Linked DNA regions of Homo sapiens: region 2 is linked to region 1. A link is an interaction called in ENCODE POLR2A ChIA-PET data of the cell type or tissue named here. Cell type or tissue: GM12878. All regions are shown on one strand.

Region 1 (4,000 bases):
GCAGTCATATCAAAAAGAAAATGGACCATGTTTTCCTTTATGGCAGAGATGGTGACAATTCTTCACTTGACTTTTTCTATTAAAAACAGCCCACAACCAGTAAACGGCAGGTTCTTTTAACCAAAAAGTTATAAAGCTTGAACACACAATTCAACAGCCAAAGTGGATAATTAACTCACTCCTGCAGTGACATGTTTTAAATGGTGTGCTTTTCTATCTGTTATATCTACCCAAAGACAATATTCAGGATTTTTCCACCTACGACTTTGTCTCTTAATAAATTGTATAGGAAACTTTTGTATGCTCCTCTCTAAAATAGCATACCAACTTCAAAATTTCCTTAGATGGCATGCTGATTACTTAAGAACATCATTTACAAATTATTTGCCAAGTTATTTTTATAAACTGGAGTTTCTGCTGGGGGAAATTACTTTAAATGTTTGGCTGACTTGGGCCTCCAACAAATAGTGCTTGTCTATAAATATTAAACAATCATATGAATATGGAGCTGAAAATCTGAATTATACCTATGCCATGGGATTTATTATCCTCCTCTAAAGATGTCTGGGGTATGGAGGCTAAAAGATCTATTGCAAAGCCTGTATTATTCATTGAGAAAAATCCACTGAGGACCGTGACTTGAAAGTTTTGCAACTTTTGAGTACTTTTACATGAAAGCAGATTTCTTATCAAAAAAGAAGAAAATGCTGAAATATTAGTGCTGCCTTTAAAGATATCTTTTATTAGGATGGATTTTGAATCTAATATATAAAATCTGAAATATCAATTTGGGGGATTTGTAATGTTAGTCTTTGTTTGTTTTTGTTGAATGGTTTAAGAACAAAAGATTAACCTGAAAAAAGCCACATTGAAGGGGATGGATTTTGTTCAGCATAGCTTGGGCTGTAGAAAGGCTTGTGGGCATTTCTCACTCTCACTTGGCATTGTCTCAGAGGCCTGATCACAAGTGGTCAGGGATTCATAAGTGGATGGATTGTCTCTTCGTTTTGTCATCAATGGCCTGTGACCTTGGCAACCATTCATCCAGTAGTGTTTCTGTTGGTGTTTAATGATCATGGAATGTGAGAACACGATGGTTAAGAGCATGGTCTAGGAGCTGGGCTGCCTGGTTTGAATCACTGCTCTGCCACCTAAGAGCTCTGTAATTTGGAGCAAGTTATTTAACCTCTCTGAATCAGTTTCCTCACCTGTAAAACTGGTATAAGAGTAAGTAATACCTTCCTCTTTAGGTTTTGAGGAATGAACCATTCAATATTTTAAAGAACTTAGAATATTGCCTGGCATAGATTTAACAGCATCAGGTGTGCTAGTTATTACTTGCTCTGTAACCTCAGCAATCAACACAATAAACAAAATAACTGGCATATGGTGAACACTCAATACATTCTGAATGAGCAGCTAATGACGTTTTGATTCATCTAGAAACAAGCAAAAGAAATCAACTGTAGTGGGTTAAATAATTTTCAGCTTACTACACACCTGAATCTAGTTCATTTTGTCTGATTCTATGGTCTTAGTGAACTTAGAATTGCTCTAACCTTAGACTCTTCTTATAAATCTTCTCTTATTGTGCTAAACCAAACGCTCTTGAACTCTAGAATTCAGTTTGCTCTTCAGAGAGACTGAATATAATGCACTTCAGAATGCCTGTGTAACTGAACACATAGTGACCACCTGGGCTCCTATCCTTTTCTCAAGAATGGGGGTAGAGGCTGCTCAGGCTTCATTCTGAGGCTCTGTTGTTACTGCCACTATAATTAGAACCAGGGGGACTTCCAGTTATGACTCATCCTAACCCTAGCTCACTGGATATGGTCAGAACCCATTAGGCTGAAGAACATAGCAAGTCAAATCCTTACTTGACTCACCCCTTTTGGCTCCTACTGAAGGTAGTGCATTATCTTCTCTAGTGTCTAATCTCACCATTGGTCTTTTCTTCCTCTTTCCACCCACAAAGTGCAACGTGAGCTGTATGGCAGTCTGACTAGCTACTGTTTTTCTTCAAGGGCTGATGTTCTTAGCTGAGGTGGGTTGTCTAAGTAACAGAGCCCCATCCCCTATGCACATTACTGAGTAATAGTTTCTGGGAGACTGTGGAAACTATGCAGTATTGGCATAATAGATCAAGACTTTCATCAACATAAAAGGAAAGGAATTACAAGGTACTTGCTGACAGGGAATTGTAGCTTGATAGGGCACTCAGGGGGCAGATACACTAAAAGCATTTTGGCACAGTGAAGTGTATTTCCTGGACAGATGTGTTCCATTTGTGAGGGAAGGGCCTCGCACTTCTCACCAGTTCTAACATGCCAGCTACAAGTAAGATGAAGCCTTGTGTGTCAGCTACCGTTATCACAGGAAGTTCAATGTTGTCACCCCCTTAAGGTGACATTACTTCAAGAAAACCAGACCAGAATTGTCTTCAGAGAAGAAGGCAGTGATTCCATTTTTGTTTAGTGTTTTCTTCTCTCAGATTGGCAGTCGGGTCACGTTAAAAGTGGCAATGTTTTGTTTGGTGTGTAAGCTTATAAAACCCTGGCCATTTCAGCACACAGCTTCTTTTTTGCCTTTTACAATTTTTTCTTATAAACTCCAAGTATATTAGTATTATTGACATTCAGAAGGGCTAGCTTACGAAAGTGTTGCTCAGAAAAAATGGGGATATTGTCTCAAAGAGAAGAAAGAACGCTTAATAAAATAAATCTTAACATTTCAATGGAATCATAATATATATATATATTTTCTATTGTTGTGCATGAGAAAATCTGGGAGGTAGAAGTTATTTTCCTCTAATTTTCACACTGCCTATAATTTTTCAGTTTTTCCTGATGCCCAATATTTTCTTTAGAGCTGAATAAGTAGATTCAGAGATTCTCTTAACCCAGAGAGCCCCTTTTCAACATCAAGTCTAATAAGGAGGCCCCAGACATAACTATAGTGTCCCAGACTGCCCTTTTATACTAGACGAAAGGTAAAACGAGCCGATCAAGTAACAAATTACAAATTGATGCAGGCAGTGAGAACAGAAGCCTGGTTTTCTGCCCTGTAATGTCTGCATAAAAGTGGAGAATATGGTTAAAAACATTGGCGACAGCCAGTTACCGGAATAGCTAGCACTTCCAGGAACAAATGCATTCCTAATGAATTTGTGGACACTGCATTTACCGCAACAACAGCAGGTTTTCTCACACATGCACTCCACAGCACCCGCCTGCGCAGGGTTTATTGACCTTCAGCAAACACTGATGGGAGAGCGGGCTGCCAGAGAGTGAGAGGCAGAGAGCCATCCAAAACATCTTGGAAAGGCCTCTGAGAGAAATTTTTAGTGTTTAGAAGACATACTCTTCTTCCTTCTGCCAAAAGTCATTTTTCTGTTAAAGGATTCAGAGAGTGAAAAAATATTATATGGTTTTCTAATGACATAGTCACACAATCCCTTCCAAGCCCACAATACCTGCCGAGATTTTGTCTCATTCTAAGGCTGCTCTTGTTTCTTGATTGTAGTATAAACATATCTTCTGACTGACTGAGAAGGGCTTTTCTTCTTTCACTGCTCATTTACATGGTTTTGTAATCTTCATGTGTATTAAACAGTAAGTGTGGCATGAAGAAGTATGTTTCCATAGGACATAACCTTACATAAACACTAAATAATCTGGACCTTGGAACTAATTGGCCAGAGAACAGTTCCCGCCCCCGCCCCCACAATCTGGCTAAAACTAGATGAACCAAAGTCATCAAAGTATGTTTTACTTATTTCGAAGTCACTGGCTGACTCACCTTTGGATACTGATGGTAAGAAGTCAATATGGGCCGTGCACAGTGGCTCACACCTGGTGGGATTGCTTGAATCCAGGAGTTCACGACCAGCCTGGGCAACATAATGATACCTCATCTGTACAAAAAAAAAAAAAAAAAAAAAAAAAAAAAAGCTGGGCATGGTGGTGCATGATTGTAGTCCCAGCTATAGCTACTTGGG
Region 2 (4,000 bases), 240 kb before region 1:
TTTACTAAATTGTGTTGTTTTTAAGTGACATAGATGTCCTATCATACATCGAAATGCATGAATTACCTCCTTGTAGGCATTGCATAAATGACAGCATAGTCCAATTACAGATTTTAAATATTACTCAGATTTTGTACATGCTACATTGTAACTGTCAGTGGATGGTTAACATCAGCACATTTCTAATGTATCACAATCCTGTTATTTAATTATACTTAAAACTTGGATTCATCAAAACTGGTATTTAGAAAAAGAACAAATATAATTGACATGAGACATCCAAGTAAATAATCATTGAATTTAGATATTTTTGAAGGTTGCTTAGATTTCTGTTCTACAATTTTGCTGAGAATTTATTTTACACTAAGGAATGTCTTTGGGTTATTTGCAGCTGTTGTGGCCTGGCCTTGCCCTGTTAGTGGTGATCTGTGGGAAGAGAAGGAGACAAATTGTGACACTGTCCCTTATCAAAGGACCACACAGTTGTTCGCCACGTTGACTCCATGATGGATAGTTATCTTGAGGCTTGATGGACATAAGGCTAAAAGTTCAGAGAAAAAGAGTGCAGGATCCCAGTAGCTCCTTGCTATTGACACTTACTTGATAATGTGGGTTTAATCAATCTTCTTTATTGTCTTTAGCTTCAGTTTTGTTTTCTTTTCCAGCTTCATTTTTCCCATCTCATCAGATTGACATGCAAAAAAAAAGTCTAAAGAGAAAAAAGACAAAAACTTCTGTTGTTGTGAATATACTGGAGACAGACGCAGTCCTATATACATATTCTTTGTACATAACATTTTCTGTGCATAACATGTGAACATATATATTTGTTTTAAGTTTTAATCTGATGAGTGGTTAGAGAAAGAAAAATAGATTTTTATGATCAAAAGTCGAATAATAATATTTACCTTGAGGAAAGATATTGTTCTTAAAGTATTTTGTTTCCTTTTTTTAGTGACCGAAGAATTTTATTCATTTTAATGTTTATGGACATGATATTTTAAATTTTAAGTTTAGCATACAGTCCATGAAGCCCATCTGACAAGGAATTAATAACCAGAATATCTAAGGAGCTCAAACAACTCTATAATAGGAAAAAAAATCTGATAATCTGATCAAAAAAGGGCAAAAGATTTCAATATATTTTGTTTGCTTTTGAGAAGCAGCACATTATCAATTACTGATCATTCAATTTTACATGTTTTCTAAACATTTGCTTTAGTTTAATATCTAGTTTATTAGATATTACATTGAAATAATTACTTCTGTATCCAAATATGGTGAATTTTTATTTGGTTGTCAGAGATTGATAAATTAACTTAAAACCGACTGCTTCTGCCGTGACTGAATTCTTCAAACAGAAGAATAGAAGGAGAAAGTCCCTGTGTTTTTTATGAACTTTTTGTTTGTTTTAATTTTTATTTTCCTTATAAGTTCTGGGGTACATGTGCAGGATGTGCAAGTTTGTTACATAGGTAAACGTGTGCCATGGTGGTTTGCTGCACCTATCAACCCATCACCTAGGTATTAAGCTCAGCATGTATTGGCTACTTTTCCTAATGCTCTCTCCCTTCTCCTACTCCACCCCCTGACAGGCCCCAGTATGTGTTGTTCCCCTCCCGTGTCCATGTGTTCTCTCTGTTCAGCTCCCACTTATAATTGAGAACGTGTGGTGCTTTCCATGAAATTTTATTTCCCCACTTAGTACATGGGATGGATGGGAGAAATAATATATTTTTCACAATTTTTTTTTTAGTATTTGAGAACATTTTTTGTCAGCTTTATTGAGCTATAACTTACACAAAATAAAATTCACCAATTTTGAGAGTACAATTTGATGAGTTTTAACAAATGTATACAGTCATATTACCACTACTAGAATCATGATATGGAACATTTCCATTACCACCCCAAACTTTCACTGTGCCCCTTTGTAGTCTTTACGCTGACCCACATTCCCTGGCTGCTGGTATCTACTGAAAAATGTGGATGACTGTACACATTTACATATCGTCCATGTACAAATGCCATGCTAATCTCTGTATTATTGCTATTGTGCTGCCCATATGGGTGCTTAAAACATTTTTAGAAGTAAGACCCATGGCTGTATATTAATTTGTTATTTTTTTGTAGCATTCATTTAGTAAATCTTCTAAGATGCTATTTCTAATAGTAGGTTAGAAATATACTGTCAGCCCTCTCAGAAAAGAAAAGTCAGCAGTTTCATGCCATGCACAGCATAATATAAAGCTTGAAATACTGCCTGGTCTCATGTCCAACTCATATCTCTTTTTGAAGCATTGAGGTGTTAATTAATAACTAGATTTACTTAGTCACCTAGTATTTTTTTCTTAGTCATCTAATAATAGTTACATTGCTGAGTTTTTGAAACCAAAAGTTGATTGACTCGATGCCTAAGTTAACCACTTTGTTATTTTTTTTAAAAGTTAGAAGGCACAAAGAACTGATGAAATACAGCTTCTAAAGTGTAGAAGAGAAAAGAAAGGCAATTTATTTTACCCTTCTTCTGGTTTGGCAAATGACTAAAAAGAAGGAAACAATAAGTGTGTGAAAATTGCTGTATATACCCTCGGCTGACAGTTTTGTTTTTTTTTTTTATTATAGGTGAAGAGATTTTAAGTGTAAGAGCACTGTTCATTGTGTACAAATACAAAGCATTCTTATTGTTGGGCATTATCAGTACACATACACTACACTGTGTAGATAATTTTAGTCATAATGAATATAGCATTTCATTTATTAGATTGAGAGGTTTTTTCAACTAAAAATAGGTGAGTATAAATGAAACCAGAATACATGTGTGTGCGCCCATGAAATTGGAAATGAATGAGAATCTGCTATAAATACTTGTTGTGCTCATATCTTAAAGTATGACTGTAACCATTTAGTTACTTGCAGTCATTTGTGTCTGGCTGTTTTAAAGAAGTTTTCTATTAAGAAAATTGAAAATATTAATATATCAATATTGAAATATTAATAAGGTATTGATATTTTGCTGATGTGTTAAATGTATCATATTGCAGTAGAGACACAATTGTTTACAGTGTAGATTTCAAAACAAATTTTTAATACATCACTTGCAAAACAAATTATTTAATGAAAGATGGGGAGCAGCTATAGAGGGAAAGCAATGATTTTTGAAAACATTTTTTTAACTTCTATGCATTTTTATTTTACTTCTATCTGTTTACCTCTTTCTATTTATAAGGCACATCCTCCAAATAATCCCTAGAGATTTACATTCTTTCTTTGGCAAGCACAAATAGAAAATGTCAGCTACACAAGAGTGAGAACCTATATTACCTTTCTGGAGTTATTTAGAAAAGGAGTGAAATTTAATTTGCATTACTCTTTGTGTACATATTCCGAAAGAGCTTACTCCCTGAACCTCAAATCTCTAAACTCAGGATTTCCTAGTGATTTGAGACTTATAAGGAGCTCAAAGTGTTTGAGAACTCCAGAGAAAGCTTACTCCTATTATTTTCTCATTAAAATGCAGGAGCCCCAAGGGATGCAGTTTTATACAGATAAATTTTAGATAAATATCTGAACTTCTGGGCATATTTGAACCCACGTTATGAATCACGCACAGTTCTGTCAACTCTAGTAAGAACCCAAAGTATAATATTAACTTCTCATCCGTATGCTTCTTTTCCAGAGTCTCTTTGTCTTCGCCTTAAGCACATCCAAGCTCAGTAGCACACATTGTAATCAAGCTCAGTGTTGTAAAGAATGAAAAATATTGAAAGGTGAATGTAACTGCTAATATTTCATGCAACACTTGCCCTTTGTAATAGCACTTGGCCACCCACATCAGCAGCATGGGTGTGAGCTACATCTGTTCTTCCGTCGCAGTGTCTTTCCTAAACCGAGGGGTTGTTCCTGTGGTTTATTGCTGCCACATGGTTGGCATTGTTATTTCATAACCTAAAGCCCCTTCTTATTTCCTGCTTTGCCCCTGAAACCTTCACTCCTGCAT

What was found. ChIA-PET counts read pairs that join two places held together with the same protein. Peaks named below come from ENCODE experiments on the same cell type or tissue, not always from the same donor. Only the 100,000 strongest peaks of a DNase experiment are listed, where the experiment ranks them.
Region 2: POLR2A ChIA-PET joins it to region 1 with 6 read pairs; 1 of 35 experiments calls an interaction of 5 or more read pairs at or near these places.

Annotation. Positions count from the first base shown.
Region 1 is chr5:89,312,178-89,316,177 of GRCh38, forward strand. All of the region lies in intron 7 of MEF2C-AS1 (MEF2C antisense RNA 1), which reads left to right. Among named protein-coding and RNA genes, the nearest start is that of LINC02161, 270 kb to the right of the region's middle. RefSeq lists enhancers at 1,362-1,451, 1,522-1,971. In GM12878, no CTCF peak of the experiment used is centred here; a DNase peak (open chromatin) is centred at 1,954; H3K27ac peaks cover 4,000 bases.
Region 2 is chr5:89,069,315-89,073,314 of GRCh38, forward strand. The region is part of intron 3 of MEF2C-AS1 (MEF2C antisense RNA 1); the gene reads left to right. Among named protein-coding and RNA genes, the nearest start is that of MEF2C-AS1, 190 kb to the left of the region's middle. RefSeq lists silencers at 338-632, 2,885-2,934. In GM12878, no CTCF peak of the experiment used is centred here; DNase peaks (open chromatin) are centred at 2,337 and 2,813; H3K4me3 peaks cover 966 bases; H3K27ac peaks cover 2,426 bases.